Linked DNA regions of Homo sapiens: region 1 is linked to region 2. The links are chromatin loops, found by intact Hi-C in ENCODE. Cell type or tissue: PC-9. All regions are shown on one strand. Each heading gives the region's core, and the rest is flanking DNA. Links, peaks and the distances in the headings are about the cores only.

Region 1 (8,320 bases), core at 27-8,026, 280 kb after region 2:
GATCCTGTCTCCACCAAAAATACAAAAAATTAACTGGGCGTGGTGGCAGGCACCTATAGTCCCAGCTACTCAGGAGGCTGAGGCACGAGAATCACTTGAACCCGGGAGGCGGAGGTTGCAGTGAACCAAGATCGCGCCACTGCACTCCAGCCTGGGCGACAGACTGAGACTCTGTCTCAAAAAAAAGTGTACAGCACCTCCCGCCACGCTCTCTCTTTCTCCTGCTCCTATCATGTAAGATGCCTCATCCCCGCTTTGCCTTCCACCACGGTTGGAAGCTTCCTGAGGCCTCCCCAGCAGCAGAAGCTGCTATGCTTCCTGTACAGCCTGCAGAACCATGAGCCAATTAAACTTTTTGTCTTTATAAATTACCCAGTCTCAGGTATTTCTTATTTTTATTATTATTATTTTTTGAGACAGATTCTCTCTCTGTTGCCCAGGCTGGGGTGCAGTGGCGCAATCTTAGCTCACTACAACCTCCGCCTCCTGGGTTCAAGCGATTCTCCTGCCTCAGCCTCCCGAGTAGCTGGGATTACAGTTGCCCACCACTACACCTGGATAATTTTTTGTTTTGTTTTGTTTTGTTTTGAGACGGAGTCTTGCTCTGTTGCCCAGGCTGGAGTGCAGTGGCACGATCTCGGCTCACTGCAACCTCTGCCTCCTGGGTTCAAGCAATTCTCCTGCCTCAGCCTCCCGAGTAGCTGGGATTACAGGCACACGCCACCATGCCTGCCTAATCTTTGTATTTTTTCAGTAGAGACGGGGTTTCACCATGTTGGCCAGGCTGGTCTCAAACTCCTGACCTTGTGATCCACCTGCCTCAGCCTCCCAAAGTGCTGGGATTACAGTTGTGAGCCACTGCAACCTGGCCTAATTTTTGTATTTTTAGTAGAGAAGGGGTTTCACCATATTGGCCAGGCTGGTCTTGAACTTCTGACCTCAAGTGATCTACCCGCCTCAGCCTCCCAAAGTGCTAGGATTACAGGCATGAGCCACTGCTCCCAGCCTCAGGTCTTTCTTTATAGCAGCAGGAGAACGGACAAATACAACCACCAACTCACTTTGTTCGAGGGCTTGCTGTGTGCCAAGCCCTGTGGACCACATTTAATACGCACAACAATTACCCAAGTTATTTGTCCCTCTTACGAATGAAGGAGAAAAATGTGCCCAAGGTCACAAGGCTGCAAGGAATGAAGCTACAGTTTACCCAGAGGCAGTTGGTCCTCAGAGCTTGAGTGCTCAAGGATAGTGCTGTGCTGCTGGGACATTAGGGGCAGCGCTGGGCCTGGAAAAAATCCAGGCCTCCTGACTCCTAGCCTGGAGCCGTCCTGTTTCCTTCTGTTTCTTAAAAAAAAAAAAAAAAAAAAAGAAATTCTCCAGTATTGTATAACACATATACCATAAAGTTTACCATTTCAACCATTGTTGTGCAACCAATCTCTGGAACTCTTCATCTTATGAAATCTGAAAATTTACAGCCATTAAATTCTTCATTCCTCCCTCCCCCAGTGCCTGGCAACGGCCATCCTCCTTGCTGTCTTTGTGAATGTGATTGTTCTAGCTTGGAGCCATACTGATGCTTTTTTGAAAAATATATTTCTTTTTGAGACGCAGTCTTGCTCTGTCACCCAGGTTGGGTGCAGTGGCACAATCTCGGCTCACTGCAACCTCCGCCTTCTGGGTTCAAGTGATTCTCCTGCCTCAGCCTCCTGAGTAGCTGGGATTACAGGCGCCCGCCACCATGCCCAGCTAATTTTTTGTATTTTTAGTAGAGACGGGGTTTTACCATGTTGGCAAGGCTGGTCTGGAACTCCTGATCTCAGGCAATCTGCCTGCCTCGGCCTCTCAAAGTGCTAGGATTACAGGCGTGAGCCACCGGGCCTGGCCCAATTCTTAAAAGGCTGTCTCTGTTTGGTTGTTAAGCCATGGTGCTCAGTGTCAATGGATGCCGGGGCCATAGAGATTCAGAGGAGAACAAACTCTTCAGGGATGAGGTAGTCAGGGAAGCTGCCTAGAGGAGAAGGAGGAGAAGGAGGAGGGGGGAGGGAGAGGGGAGGGGAAGGAAGGGGGAGGGGAGGGGAGAAGGAGGGGGGAGGATGGGGGAGGAGGGAGGGGGGAGAGGAGGGGAGGGGGAGGGGAGGGGGAGGGGGGAAGGATAGGTGAAGGAGGGAGTGGCAATTTCCTCCCCTTGGCCTTCACTCCTTGACCCAGAAGGTGGGGAGGCAGTGGTGAGGTGACTCAGGGATGCTTGGCCCTGTGGCCTGCCCTTTGATTTATGAAAGCCACCTTGGCAGCACCAACCTTTGCCCCCAGTGATCTCTTGTCAGATGGGTGGAGGCACTGGGCCACCTCAGAGGGCCAGTGTCTTGCTGAGGGGCCGGAGCAGTCCTGTGCCTGCAGCCTCCGGAGCCATGGGAACAGGGCTGCGAAGTCAGTCCTTGCGAGAGCCCCGACCCTCCTATGGAAAGCTGCAGGAGCCCTGGGGGAGGCCCCAGGAGGGCCAACTCCGCAGGGCGCTAAGCCTCAGACAGGGGCAAGAGAAGTCCAGGTCCCAGGGCCTCGAGAGAGGCACAGAAGGGCCAGATGCCACTGCCCAGGAGCGGGTGCCGGGGAGCCTGGGGGACACAGAGCAGCTGATCCAAGCCCAGCGAAGAGGCAGCCGGTGGTGGCTGAGGCGGTACCAACAGGTATGGCTGTGGGCTGAAGGATGGAGGGTACCACAGCAGGTGGGCAGGGATTCCAGGGCAGGAAAGGTTCAGAGACAGAGCCAGCCCAGGCTGTGTACCAAGATGACAACCGAGCTGCCTGGAGATGAGGGTGCAGAGAGAGACACCCCAGAGCCACGTTTCAGAGGGCCCTGAAGGCATTTGGGATTTATCCCACAGGCACTGGGGAGCCACTGAAGGTTTTAGAGGAGGAGGGTGATATGGTAAGCGCTGTTTTTAGCTGATTGATAGTATGCTGGATGGGGGAATAGAGCAGGAGGCAAGGAGATCAGCCAGTGCAACTTCCTGGGAAGTACACTGTGTGACCCTCTCACCCCAGAGAAAAAGGGGAGATCTGGACCCCTTTGTGGGGGGCTGCAGGCTCCCTCCTCTAAGAGACAGGGTCTCCAATGAGCAGTGCTTCTCTACCTGGGGTCTACCCCCACCTCGTGGCTATGGGTGGAACAACATCTAAGCCCACCACTCAGCCCATGGGACCTCCCCCACCTCTGTCTTCCAGCAGGTAAGAAGAAGGTGGGAGAGCTTTGTCGCCATCTTCCCCAGCGTGACTCTGAGTCAGCCGGCCTCCCCGTAGCCCACACTGGGCACCATCAGCTAAAGATGCTGGAAGCCATCGTGGCCCCCTTGCTGTGCCTGGACCAGCCCACCGTGTCTGCTGACCTACCTCTTCACAGCTCTCTGGACTTTGGCTGGGTGGCCCTAGGAGGCTTCTGCCACCAGCTCACTGGAGTCGCCACGTGGCTGCCACTCTTAGCTCTGGCCCTTCCACTCCAGCACTAGCTCTCTTTGAAGATCCCAGCAGGGTCAAAAAGAAGGGGGCTCAGCTGTCTGCCCTCTGGGCTTGGGTAGGGGCCTTGGACTATGATTCTATGAAGGTTTAGAAGAAGCCTGCCCGGAATGGGGGCTGTGGACGCTCCTGCCCCACACGACCAGCTGTCAACTTCCAGGACGGAGCTTGATGAAGCCAGACCCATGGCCGAGAGGCTCACGGACGTTGCCTGGTCACTGGGCCATGACCCAACTGCCCTTCTTGTCAGTTGCTGATGGTGGGCCAGGGCGCAGGTCTCCCTCCCAGATGGTGAGCCCTCTGGGGCAAGGACCACAGCTGGGTGGCCCTCCTGGCTGAGCACTCTGTGCTGAAAACCTTTGAACCTCACGGTGTCCTGATGAAGGAAGCAGAGGAAGTCTTCCTCCCTGTGTGACAGAGGGGGAAACTGAGGCCCAGAGTGGGGAAGGGATTTCTTGGTTTTGACATCTCCGACCCCACCCCACCCCATCCAGTGTCCAGCACTGGAGTCGAACACAGTAATAAAGATGCTGAGAAAAAGTCAACGATTTGCCTGGTGACTAACTCGCTGGCTCAGACCCCCACCCCCCCACCCCTGCTGACCCCTGTGAGGCAGGCTAAGCCCAAAGCATCCCAGAATGCTTGGGCAGGGGCACCAGGGCCCGGGGCGGGCTGGATCCCCCACCAGGCTGGGCCTTTCCTGCCACTTCTCTGGACCTTTCTCCCCAGAGGGATTGTGCCCACCCTGTGCTGACCTCAAGGCCAGCTTCAGAGGACCTGGCTCTCAGTGTCCTGCCTCTGTGCCCACCCCACTGAGGTGGGGCTCCTTCTGAGGCTTAGAGAGGCAAGGGCCACACAGAAGGAGAGGGTCTGACCCCAAAAAGCCTGAGCTCTTCGAGAGACACTGGCACTTTTTGCAGGGCCCCTGGGGCTCTCCAGGCTCAAGCAGGCCCAAGGACAAAGGTGAGGGAGCAGCTAAGTATCCTGGTCCAGGATCTGTTCCGGGGGGTGTTGTCCAGTGGACAGAGGGGAGGCTTCCGTTTCCCCAGAGACCAGGCCCCATCAGGGCCATTCAGAAACAAGGGGGGAGCTGGGAAAATTTTCTTCCAGGAAGCCTAGGGTGCCTGGCTGGGAAGCTAGATGGTAGGAGCCCACCAGAAGCCTTGAGCCCGGCCGGTCTTATGCTTCAGATACCCTTCTCAGCTTCTTCTGCAGTAGTACCTGAGGTGCCTCTGGGGAACCCCAGGACTCCAGGGAACAGAATTGAAATTCACAGCTCTGACCCACCTCTCAGTGTCTGGAGGAGGACCTCTCAATGTTCCTCCTCAATGTCTGGAGGAGGAAAATGGCGCCCAGAATGGGGCAGGACTTCTCATCCTCCAGGACGCTGCCCTCCAAGTTTGTCCCAGCCTCTTTATCCTCAGAGAATCTCTAGCCCAACTCCCAGCAGTTCTAATTGTCACACTGACCAGTTAGTCTAGTTATGTGCTTTTTTATTTTCCTTTCTTTCTTTCTTTTTCTTTCTTTCTCTTTCTCTCTCTTTTTTTTTTTTTTTTTTGTCTAGTTATGTGCTTTTTTTTGAGATGGAGTCTTGCTCTGTCACCCAGATTGGAGTGCAGTGGCATGATCTTGGCTCACTGCAACGTCCGCCTCCCGGGTTCAAGCAATTCTCCTGCCTCAGCCTGTATTCTCCTGCTTCATCCAAGTAGCTGGGATTACAGGCGCCTGCCATCACTCCTGGCTAATTTTTCTATTTTTAGTAGAAATGGGGTTTCATCATGTTGGCCAAGCTGGTCTCAAACTCCTGACCTCAGGTGATCCGCCCTCCTTGGCCTCACAAAGTGCTGGGATTACAGACATGACCCACAGTGCCTGGCTTTTTTCTTCCATTACACTGAAAGTTCCACGGAAACCTGGTCTGTTCACTACCAGGACCCCAGTGCCTAGCTCTGGGCCTGGCACATAGTAGGTGTTTAATGAATTATCATTCAGTGAATGAGGGACTGGCCCAAGGTCACCCAGTGAGTTGATGGCTGAACTGAGCCTGAGTCTCATGGGTTTGGGGGGGTCCTGTTCAGACAGAGGAATTCTAGCCTTGTCAGCAACCCCATCAACAGGGACCACATCTCTGGGGTCCTTGGCTGAGGCCTCCCCCAAACATTCACACACTCTGGTAGGTAGGTTGCTTCCAAAGATGTCCATAACCGTCTCTCCCATCACATCTCCCCCATGCATTGTCTTGTCACACCTCTCATCTAGAGTGGAGTCTATGGGGGGCCAAGGTAGGAGGATCTCTGGAGCCCAGGAGTTCCGGGATGCAGTGAGATGTGATTGTGCCACTGTACTACAGTCTGGACTAGACAGCAAGATCCCATCTCTTAAAAAAAAAAAGTGGGATATATTTTCCCTTTCCTTGACTCTAGATGGGCCGTGTGACCTGCTTTGGCCAATAGAATGCATTGGAAATAATGTTCTGGGACTTTGCCACCTAGGCCTCAATAGGCCTTGCAGCTTCTGTTTTCGCTGTCCTCTGTTTCTACCTCTAGAAGCCAGATGCCGTATAAAGAACTCTGGGCCATCCTGCCAGGCACGGTGGCTCACACCTGTAATCCCAGCAGGTGGATCGCCTGAGGTCAGGAGTTTGAGGCTAGCCTGGCCCACATGGTGAAACCCCATCTCTACTAAAAATACAAAAATTAGCCGCACATGGTGGCGCAAGCCTGTAATCCCAGCTACTCGGGAGGCTGAGGCAGGAGAATCACTTGAACCTGGGAGGCGGAGGTGGCAGTGAGCCAAGATCGTGCCATTGCACTCCAGCCTGGCTACAAGAGCAAAACTTCATCTCAAAAAAAAAAAAAAAAAAAAAGATTGAAAAAAAAGAACTCTGGGCCATCCTGATAGGAAGGCCATGTGGAGGTCAAGGGCCACATGGAAGAGAACCAAGGTACCCCAGCCAACAGCCAGAACCAACTGCCTGTCATGTAAGTGAGCCCCCAGCCCAGCTCCTAGCTGACTGCAGCCTGGCTCACCCCAGCTGACACCACATGGAGCAGAAGAACCACCCAACTGAGCCCAGCCAACCCATGGAATTGAGATCTAAGAAACCCTTTTTGCTTTACACCTCTAGGTTTAGGGTGTGTTACATTCCTAGGACTGCCAAAACAAATTATCACAAACTGGGTGGCTTAAAACAACAGAAATTTGTTCTCTAATACTTCTGGAGTTCACAAGTCCAAAATCAAGTTGTTGGCAGTGCTGCACTACTTCTGAAGGTTCTAGGGAAGAATTCTTCCTGCCTCTTCCTAGCTTCCTGTGGTTGCTGGCAATCCTTGGTATTCCTTGGCTTTCGGAAGCATCATTCCAATCTATGCCTCCATCATCACATGGCATTCTCCTTGTGTGTCTGTGACCAAATTTCCCTCTTCTTATTTTTTTTTTTACACAAAGCATCTTTCTCTGTCGCCCAGACTGGAGTGCAGTAGCATGACCATAGCTCAAGTGTAACTTTGAACTACTGGGCTCAAGGGATCCTCACACCTCAGCCTCCTGAGTAGTTAGGACTACGAGCATGTGCCACCATGCCTGGCTGATTTTTCTTTTTTTCTTTTTTTGACACGGAGTCTCCCTCTGCCGCCCAGGCTGGAGTGCAGTGGCATGATCTCGGCTCACTGAAAGCTCCGCCTCCTGGGTTCACACTATTCTCCTGCCTCAGCCTCCCGAGTAGCTGGGACTACAGGTGCCTGCCACCATGCCCGGCTAATTTTTTGTATTTTTAGTAGAGATGGGGTTTCACCGTGTTAGCCAGGATGGTCTCAATCTCCTGACCTCATGATCTGCCCGCCTCGGCCTCCCAAAGTGCTGGGATTACAGGCGTGAGCCACCACGCCTGGCCACCTGGCTAATTTTTTTATTTTAATTTTTATTTTTATATATTTTTTGAGATGGAGTCTCACTCTGTCACCCAGGCTGGAGTACAGTGGTGCCATCTCAGCTCACAGCAACCTCTGCCTCCTGGGTTCAAAGGATTCTCCTGCCTCAGCCTCTTGAGTAGGTGGAATTACAGGCACCCGCCACCATGCTCAGCTAATTTTTTTGTGTATGTGTATTTTTAATAGAGATGGGGTTTTACCATGTTGGCCAGGCTGGTCTCAAACTCTTGACCTCAGGTGATCTACCTGCCTTGGCCTCCCAAAGTGCTGGGATTACAAGCTGAGCCACTGCGCTCAGCATTTTTTTTTTTTTTTTGAGACAAGGTCTCACTTTGTCACGCAGGCTAGAGTGCAGTGGCACGGTCTTGGCTCACTGCAGCCTCAGCCCCCCAGGTTCAAGCAATTCTCTTGCCTCAGCCCCCCAAGTAGCTGGGACTACCACCTGGCTAATTTTTGTATTTTTTGTAGAGGTGGGGTTTTGCCATGTTGCCCAGGCTGGTGTTGAACTTCTGTTCTCAAGCAATCCTCCCATCTTAGCCTCCCAAAGTGCTGGGTTTACAGGCATGAACCACTGCACCTGGCCAAACTTTCTCTCTTTTTTTTTTTTTGAGATGGAGTCTCTCTCTGTTGCCAGGCTGGAGTGTAGTGGTGCGATCTTGGCTCACTACAACCTCCGTCTCCTGGGCTCAAGCGATTCTCCTGTCTCAGCCTCCAGAGTAGCTGGGAATACAGGTGCGCACCACCACACCCAGCTAATTTTTGTATTTTTAGTAGAGAGGGGGTTTCACTGAGTTGGCCAGGATGGTCTCAATCTCTTGACCTCATGATCCGCCCACCTCAGCCTCCCAAAGTGCTAGGATTATAGGCATGAGCCACCG
Region 2 (8,320 bases), core at 130-8,129:
GCAGAGCGGGGGACTCCAAGGAGCCGCAGCCTGCCTCAGTCCTGGCTGCCACTCTCACCTCCTGCCTGTCTCACAGCCAAAGAAGCAGGGGGAGGAGCCAGGGAGTGGGGGTGCTGGGAAAGATGAAGGCAGGGGCTGGCCACACTCTGCCCTGTTGGGTCTCATCTAGACACCTGGGCTTAACTGGGGGAGGATCTGGAAAAGAGCCATTGGCCAGTTGAACTTTCAGAGGCCTGTCTAGGATGTGATAGACCTTGGAGATTGCTAGAACGTGCTACTTAGCCTGAAAAGGGGATTCAGGCAGGGGCTGATGGGTTCTAGTGGTTGAAGGAAGGATCCATGCTTACTGAGTGTGAGCCTAGAGCTCAAGCCTGGGAAGCACTAACAGGCTGATTTAGCGCAGCATGAAGAGTCTCCTGGCCACTGGGAACCCCTGAAGACATCATGGGCTCTCAAGGGGGCTTGTCATCAAAAGTGTGAATGCAGTGGCTAGATGTCCCCTGCCAGAGATGTTTTCTTTCTTTTTGAGACGGAGTTTCGCTCTTGTTGCCCAGGCTGGAGTGCAGTGGAGGGATCTCAGCTCACTGCAACCTCCGCCTCCTGGGTTCAAGTGATTCTCCTGCCTCAGCCTCCTGAGTAGCTAGGATTACAGGCATGCGCCACCATGCCTGGCTAATTTTGTATTTTTAGTAGAGAAGGGGTTTCTCCATGTTGGTCAGGCTGGTCTCGAACTCCCAATCTCAGATGATCCGCCCTCCTCGGCCTCCCAAAGTGCTGGGATTACAGGCGAGAGCCACCGCGCCTGGCCAAACAGAGATGTTTTCTTGGAGCAATTTCCTCATCTCGAAATGGCCCTCGAAAGAGTGCCGTCCTCCCAGCATTTCTGAGCTCTACCCTAGCTCCTGGGAACTCTCCCCGGCATTTCCCCCATGGCCTCCTCTAAGCCTCCCCCACCTCCTCATGCTTGGGTCAGACCTGGGGGCTGAGGGCCTGAATGTCATGCTCGTAGGCACAGTGTCGGCGCTGCAGGGCCTCGGCAGCGTTGAGGTCGCGGCCAGTCCCGTCCGGAAGCTGCTGCTGCTTGTGCTGCACCCGCGCCAGGGCTTGGCGTGCCCCGTGCAGGAAGCGCTGCAGCTCGTACGCCGCGGCCAGCACCTGACCCCGTGTGTCCAGCAGCTCAAGCAGGTCAGCCCAGGCCTCGTTGAGACTGTCCTTCCACTCGGCCACGGTGGCCCGTGCAGCATGGCCCCCAGCAATGAGCCCATTGGCCAGCGCATTGGCGCTATCTACGCGCTCCTGACCGATGGTGCTTGTGTCCCGGGAGAACTCTCGGAATTTGTCTCGGAGCATCTGGTAGAGGAAGCAGATGGACAGACCATGCCGTGATGTTAGGGGATGTGGTCCCTGCCTGATGGAGCGAGTCCTCCACTCCAAACTCAGAACCCACCTCTCCCCGCTGCATGGGGGCCGGGACAGGTTTCTTCCCTGTGGTTAAGGAGTAGGTGCAGCTGCTTCCCACTGACCCTGTATTTGACAGACTCCCTCCACCCCCAGCAAAGGCGTTTCAAGGTGCTTGGGACCCTTAGGCTTCAGACAAGGATACCCTAACTATGGTCCATATTTCTGTACGACTGAGGGTCCAAGCCCCCAAACTGTCGGGGGGGTGGATCATACTCCGTTTTGTTGAATTCTGTTGAAAAGTGTGAGTGATAATTTCCTGTTTGCCCTTGTCTCAGCTCAGCTTCATGTCCCCTTTCTGTACAATTCTTCAAATTGTGTGTGTGTGTATGTATTTAGAGATGATAGGGTCTTGCTCTGGAGTGCACTAGCGCAATCACTGCAGTGTCGACCTCCCAGGCTCAAGAGATCCTCCCACCTCAGCCTCCTAAGTAGTTGGGCCTACAGGCATGCACGGCTGTGCCTGGCTAATAAAAAAAAATTTTTTTTGTAGAGATGGGGGGTCTCACTATGTTGCCCAGGCTGGTCTTGAACTCCTGGACTCAAGCAATCCTCCCATCTCAGCCTCCCAAGGTGCTAGGATTACAGGTGTGAGCCTATGCCCGGCCTCTTCAAATCATATACCTCAAAACCAGGAGGACAGTGCCTGCTCAGCCTGGTCTTGCCCCTTAGCCCCTCAGTGCTCTGCCTGGGACTAGGTCCTAGTCTCCCTGTGGGTCCTCCACTCTTCCCACGGTTGATCTGAGCTGGGTGCCCTCCCTACACTCACAGTCACATGCTCGTAGTCCTGGCCCAGCTCGTGGGAGGCCGCCACCACCTCGCGCTCCTGGATCCACTGTTCCAGGTCATCCAGCTCGCGGCGGAGCTGGCACAGCCGGAGGTGCTCCTGCAGGCGCTCCCGCCGCTCTCCAGCCAGCTCCTTCAGGCCGGCATACAGCTTGTCCACCTGGGCTTGGCGGATGGATATCCGAGTGCTGCAAGAAGAGTGAGGGAGGCACTGTGGGACTTAGGGGTGTAGCTCTGACCTCCGGTCTGTTCTGTGGAGCCCTGTCCCTCTGAGTCTCCCAACAGCTCGCCCACCCTGTGTTCCAGCTTTCTAGAAGGCTCCGTGCACACAGCACTGAAGGCTCCACATTCCCTGCACCTTCCTGTTCCTGCAGCCGGCTCCACCCCCAGGCTGGGCCGGGCTGCCGCTGCACCCACCTCTCTGGGTGCTCGTGGTCAATCATGTCCTGGCTGCTGGCCGCCAGCTGGTGGATGGTCTGCGCGTAGTCGGCCAGGGCTTGCTCCAGCACCTGGTGCTTCTTCACCTCTGCCTGGGCACTCAGCTCATCCTGGGGGAAGGGACAGTGGCATCCAGCATCAGGTCAGGGGAGGGCAGAACTGGTCACATACACTGGGCTCTGTCCTGGCCCTCACCTTGGCCTTCTCCTGGCCCATCATGTGTAATTCCTGCTCGCCCATCCAGGCCTCCGCCTCGGCGGCATCGCGGTAGAACTGCTGGGCTCGCAGGGCATCCTCCAGTCGCTTCCCTCGAAGTTCCAGCTCGTGGCCCAGGCGTTTCCACATTTCCTGCAGCTCAGCCAGCTCTGGACCTGCTGCTGCTGCACCTAGAGCACGCTGCCGCTCCCTCAGGTCCGCGATCCGGGGCTCATGGCCCTGAATCTCTTTCTGCAGGGTCTGCCCATGGCCACAGAAGAGAAAATGCTGAAAGTCCTGCCCCAGCCCCACGTGCTCCCGGAGACCACCCTTCACCCCTGTGCCTCTCTCCTTCCTGGGTCCTCTGCTCCCTCTCCTAGCCTGGGGGTGCGATGGTAACACCCGTCAGCCGCCCAGCCCCCACTATCTCCTACTGAGAGGACCCACCCTCCCAAGGTGAGGAAAGACAGCCACTGAAGTCCAGGGTTACACTCAGCATCGAGGGGGGCCTGGTCTTAAGAAAAAACACGTCCAAGTCTGGGCAGGCTCCTGGGAACTTCTCTTTTGCCTTCAGCCTCTGCCTCACCTGGTTTTTCTTCATGAGAAGCTGGACGCTGGGCAGGTCCTTGCCATGCTCCATGGAGCTGGCCATGGGCAGCCGCTCTGTCACCCACAACTGGAAGAGGAAGAGGGGGTCAGTGGAGGCCCAGAGGGCAAGGCAAGCAGCAGGGACTGATTAGTGGGAGTGGGGACACCTGGGGCTACCGCCCTGTGTGTGGGGAACAGTCATCTCTGGTTCTGGGAGGCATCTCCAAGTCTCCCTATAGGGGAGATGGTCAATGCCAAAGAGAAGAGGGAATAGAGCCCTGCTGGCATCTCCCTGGCATCCAGGAGGGAGGCTGGAGAACCACATGGCTGGGGGCAGCTTGCCGTCCTTGGCCCCAGTGACTCACAATCTCATCTTCCACATCGCGGTGGAACTGGTGCTGCTCGCGAGAAGCCTGCAGGCGCCGGCAGCGTTCCCGCATGGGCTGGCACAAGGCCCTGAACTTCTCCTCCACGGCCCTCGAGGTTCTCTCCACCTCCCCTGCACCCTGGTCCTCCTGGGCCAGTGCTTTGGCCTGGGCCTGGATTGCCTCCACCTCCTTCTCTCTCACAGCCATCTCCCATTCCAGCATCTGCAAACCGCCAGGAGGAAGGACATGTTAGCTCTGCATTTCCGCCTTCATGCCCAGCAGAGACACCAACCAGTCTCTATCCAGCCCACTGTGGCTGCTCATCACTGCAGCTCACCCAGGGAGAGCATCCCCTCATGGGCTGGATCAGTGGATCTCGAACTTTATATGCACAAGAATCCAAGGGCAGGGGTTGAAAAAATCCCTATTGGGTACTGTGCTCACTACATGGGTGATGGGTTCAATTACACCCCAAACTTCAGCATCACACAATATAACTTATAACAAACCTGCACCCACACCCGCGAATCTAAAAGATTGAAATTAAAAAATCCAGGGTAGTGTGATAACTGTGCCCATTATCAATTCATTGTCTCTCCATCCCCAATCCATCGTGGCCCTGCTTTGAGACACTGGAACTGGCCCCTGGAAACATTCCTCCTTTGCCAGCAGGCACAATCTAGGCCTTGTCAGCAGAGGGCGCTGGAGGGACACCACAATGCCTAGCAGATGTGGGGCATTCCACGGTTCCAAGGTGCTTTTCTTCCTCCTACAGCAAAACTGTCCACAGTGCGCAAGAGATCCGGTGGCTCTTACTCTCTGGCAAGTTTTGCTGCACTCTAGTGGCCACTTCCTGCTGGCCAGCCTTGGCTTGCTGGCTTCAGACATGCTCTGGCCTGTGATACCCCAGCAAATTTCCAGGCCATTCAGTGGGCCTCCGCCCTCTCCAAGGAGGTCTGAGACTCAGCCATCTTGCTCCTTCCTGGGGGACTCCTCAACCCCAGAGGTGTCAGCTGCTCCCTACACTTCCCATTCTGCATTCTTCAGAGCAGGGACCAGCAAGTCCAGCCCACTGCCTAGCCTTATAAAGTTTTTATTGGACCACAGCTGCACCCCTTTTTAAAAAATTTTTTGAGACAAGTCTCGCTCTGCCACCCAGGCTGCAGTGCAGTGGCACGATCACAGCCCACTGCAGCCTCGACTCTCCAGGCTCAAACAATCTTCTCACCTCAGCCTCCTGAGTAGCTGGGACTACAGGCACACACCACCACCACGCCCAGCTAATTTTTGTAGTTTTTGTAGAGATGGGGTTTTGCCATGTTGCCCAGGCTAGTCTCAAAACTCCTGGACTCAAGTGATCCGGCCACCTCGGCCTCCCAAAGTGTTGGGATTACATGTGTGAGCCACCACACCTGGCCATACCCCTTATTTTACATATAATCCGCAGCTGCTTTTCCTTACAAGGGCAGAGTTGAAGGGCTGTGACATAGACCTTACGACCCATGAAGCCCCAAAAATTTACTATCTGGTGCTTTACTGAAAAAAGTTTTCTGACCCCTGCTATAGAGTTCTCTTTACCACCTTTTACTAATTTATACTTCTGTTTTTTTTTTTGAGACAGAGGCTTGCCCAGGCTGGAGTGCGATGGCATGATCACGGCTCACTGCAACCTCTGTCTCCTGGGTTCAAGCTATCCTCCTCCCTCAGCCCTCAGCCTCCCAAGTAGCTGGGATAACAGGCGTGCGCCACCACGCCTGGCTAATTTTTGTATTTTTAGTAGAGACGGGGTTTCACCATGTTGGCCAGGCTGGTCTTGAACTCCTGACCTCAAGCGACCTGCCTGCCTTGGCCTCCCAAAGTGCTGAGATTACAGGCATGAGCCACTGTGCCTGGCCTAATTAATATTTCTTTTTACTGAAGTTCTCATCGTCAAATTATTAGGGGGTCTGTCTCCTAACTCTAACCCTGACTGCGACATATCCCTAGAGATTCTGATACTGGCTGCCCAAAGAAATGACTCTGGGAAATGCTAGTGAAGGTGTTATCTGCCAGGCCTCAGCTGGCCTCCCAAATCTTGAAAGCTGCAGCCCCTTTCTTCTGCTGTTCACCATCCCCATCAAAGGCCCACAGCACACCTGCTGCTTCTTGAGCAGGATGTTGACGCTGGTGAGGTCCTTGCCGTAGTCATCCGAGTGCAGCTGGGCCTGCAGGCTCTCCAGCCAGCTCTCCAGGGCACAGCAGCTCTGGGCAAACAGCTCAGCTCGGTTGGCATCAAAGAGGCTGCGGGCCTTGGCTTGGGTGGTGGTCTCCAGCTCGTCCCAGCGCCTGTGCAGGTCTCTCAGCTTCTCCGACACCAGGGCTTTCAGCTCTGGCTTCTCAAGGGTGAGCTCTCGCCCTTCCTGGAAGGCAGGACAGAAAATGTCAAAGTGCCCAAATTAGCCTGAACTTTAGAGGCTGAGAGCAGACCAGGGGCCTTACGGGCAGTAGAGACCTGAAGTGTGGGCAATAATTCCAAGTCCTTGTGTGTTCTTATCGACACACTCTTCACGGAGGTTTAAAATCCCTTCTAAACTGCTGTTCCCTCACTGCTGATGAACCCCACTCCTCCTTCAAGACCCAGCTCAAACAGCATTTCAACGAGGAAGCCCTTGCACTCTCTTTAGTTTGGGTTCCTTGGTGCCTGTGGTTTCTGGCACCACACTGCACATTGACTTGAGTTATTTGCCATCATTTTGTATTTCTCAACTCATTACTCTTCACTTCAGTGATAGCAAGTTGAGTCCCACCTGGTTTCCCCACTTCCAGCTTTTCTGCTTGAGGATTTCTGTGTCTGGGGTGGTGAGGGAAGTGTGCTCTCTTGAACTGTGTGGAAGGCAAATTGGAAGAGCCACAGAGTTAACAAGCCCAGAAGCAGCCCTCAACCAGTGACAGACAGGGAGCTGATGGATAAACACACAGCATCCTTGTGCCGTGGCTGTGAGAGTGCTGTGTTCTGTGTTCCATCTACACCCCCGCAGAATGCCCCATGAGGGTTGGGCTCCTGATGCCCATGGGGGTAACTGGCATGACTTCTGTCCCTTCTCATGGCTCCACCCCCCTACTGATCATTCCCGGGGACACCTCCCTAGAATCACTGTTTCAGGGTCTGCTTCTAGGGGAACACAAACCCAGACACTGCCTTCAGGCCATTTTGCAGGTGGCTGTGGCTGTCAGGATGGAGAGCATCAAAGGCTAGCACTGCCTGGGTAGCTTCACAACCCTGAGCACAATCAACACTTGGAAGCACACGCATGTGGTGGTCAGGACTTCCCGGGGCTTCTCTCCCACCTCTTCTTCCATGGGGCCCTGCACACATTCTGTGCTGCTGCTGGACTCACTCACCCCCTTGCTCCCAAACAGGCACTGCCTACCACTGGTTTTCTGTTTGGTTTTCTCTACCTGGAAACATCTTTTCCTCCATATCTCCACTTGTCCAAATTCTACTCATCCTCCATGGACTGCCCTGGATGTTGCTGCTTCTAGAATTTCCATATCTCCTCTCTCCTTATTCCCCAGGCTTCAACGGGGCCACTCTCACAGCACTCATCAGATTCTGCTCTGGATTCGATTTAGCTACCTGCATATATGCCTCATATCCTGGCTACAGTGTTGTTCCTTCAGGGTGGAGCCTACCATGGGATCCCTTTCGGACCCCACGCAGGGCCTAATACAATGCTTTGGATATAGTAGCACCAAGTAAATATTTGCTGAACGAATGGAAACACTTGAAAGCACACTGGTCTCCTTTTGTCCCAACCATCATGCCCTTGAGAAAAGGAAAGTGTCTTTTCGTAGACCCTGCAGTGCCTCGCAGACTGTTGAGCACGTACCATGTTCTGTAGGGATACTTGCTGAGCAGATATAAAGCTTTATCTGTCCTTGACTCTTGAGGAACAGCTGGGTGGGAGACCAAGAACCAGGGACGGCAAGACTCGAAAATAAGGATTGGCAGACTACATACAGCCCACGGGGTAATCTGGCCCACTGCCTGTTTTTACAAATAAAGTTTTATTGGGAAACAGCCATGTTCATTCATTCACTTATTCTCTGAGGCTGCTTTTGCACTACAACGACAGAGATGAGTAGTTGTAGTAGAAACTGTTTGGACTGCAAAGCCTCAGATATTGACCATCCAGCCCAAGCCCTTTCCAGACAAGGTTTGCAGAGCCTGCTGAAGAGCACCATCCTGCTTTGAACTCAGGAACAGTTATGGCGTTAAATCCAGGCTGCAGTTTCGCTACCTGCTAATTTGTACTTTATCAAGGTTCTGGACTCACTGTCCCACTCTTTGTCTCCAACAAAGACGTTTGTTTCCCAGAGGCCATAACTTTCCACCATGGAGCTGTGGCACCAGAACCCCACAATCTCTAACCATGACAAAAACCACGTCCTGGAGCCAGGCCCTCCCCCGTACCATGGGGGACTCTGCCCAGAGGCAGCCCCCACAG

Evidence for each region. Peaks named below come from ENCODE experiments on the same cell type or tissue, not always from the same donor. Only the 100,000 strongest peaks of a DNase experiment are listed, where the experiment ranks them.
Region 1: a loop joins it to region 2, with 15 times the contacts of the local background. A loop is called at or near these places in 18 of 110 quality-filtered maps.

The regions. Positions count from the first base shown.
Region 1 is chr11:66,972,952-66,981,271 of GRCh38, forward strand. It overlaps C11orf86 (chromosome 11 open reading frame 86), which reads left to right and starts at 2,353. Exons shown (of 2, transcript NM_001353554.2): 1 at 2,353-2,687; 2 at 3,226-4,058. The coding sequence starts at 2,412. The coding sequence ends at 3,300. RefSeq lists an enhancer at 3,034-3,537. In PC-9, for the core only: CTCF peaks have their summits at 3,180 (motif pointing left) and 3,381; DNase peaks (open chromatin) are centred at 1,460 and 2,270; H3K27ac peaks cover 1,247 bases.
Region 2 is chr11:66,690,309-66,698,628 of GRCh38, forward strand. SPTBN2 (spectrin beta, non-erythrocytic 2) reads right to left here. Exons shown (of 38, transcript NM_006946.4): 21 at 5,969-6,232; 22 at 3,831-4,055; 23 at 3,464-3,553; 24 at 2,878-3,138; 25 at 2,662-2,792; 26 at 2,228-2,432; 27 at 976-1,350. Among named protein-coding and RNA genes, the nearest start is that of RBM4B, 17 kb to the left of the region's middle. RefSeq lists an enhancer at 4,509-5,009. In PC-9, for the core only: CTCF peaks have their summits at 4,587 and 4,786; a DNase peak (open chromatin) is centred at 4,613.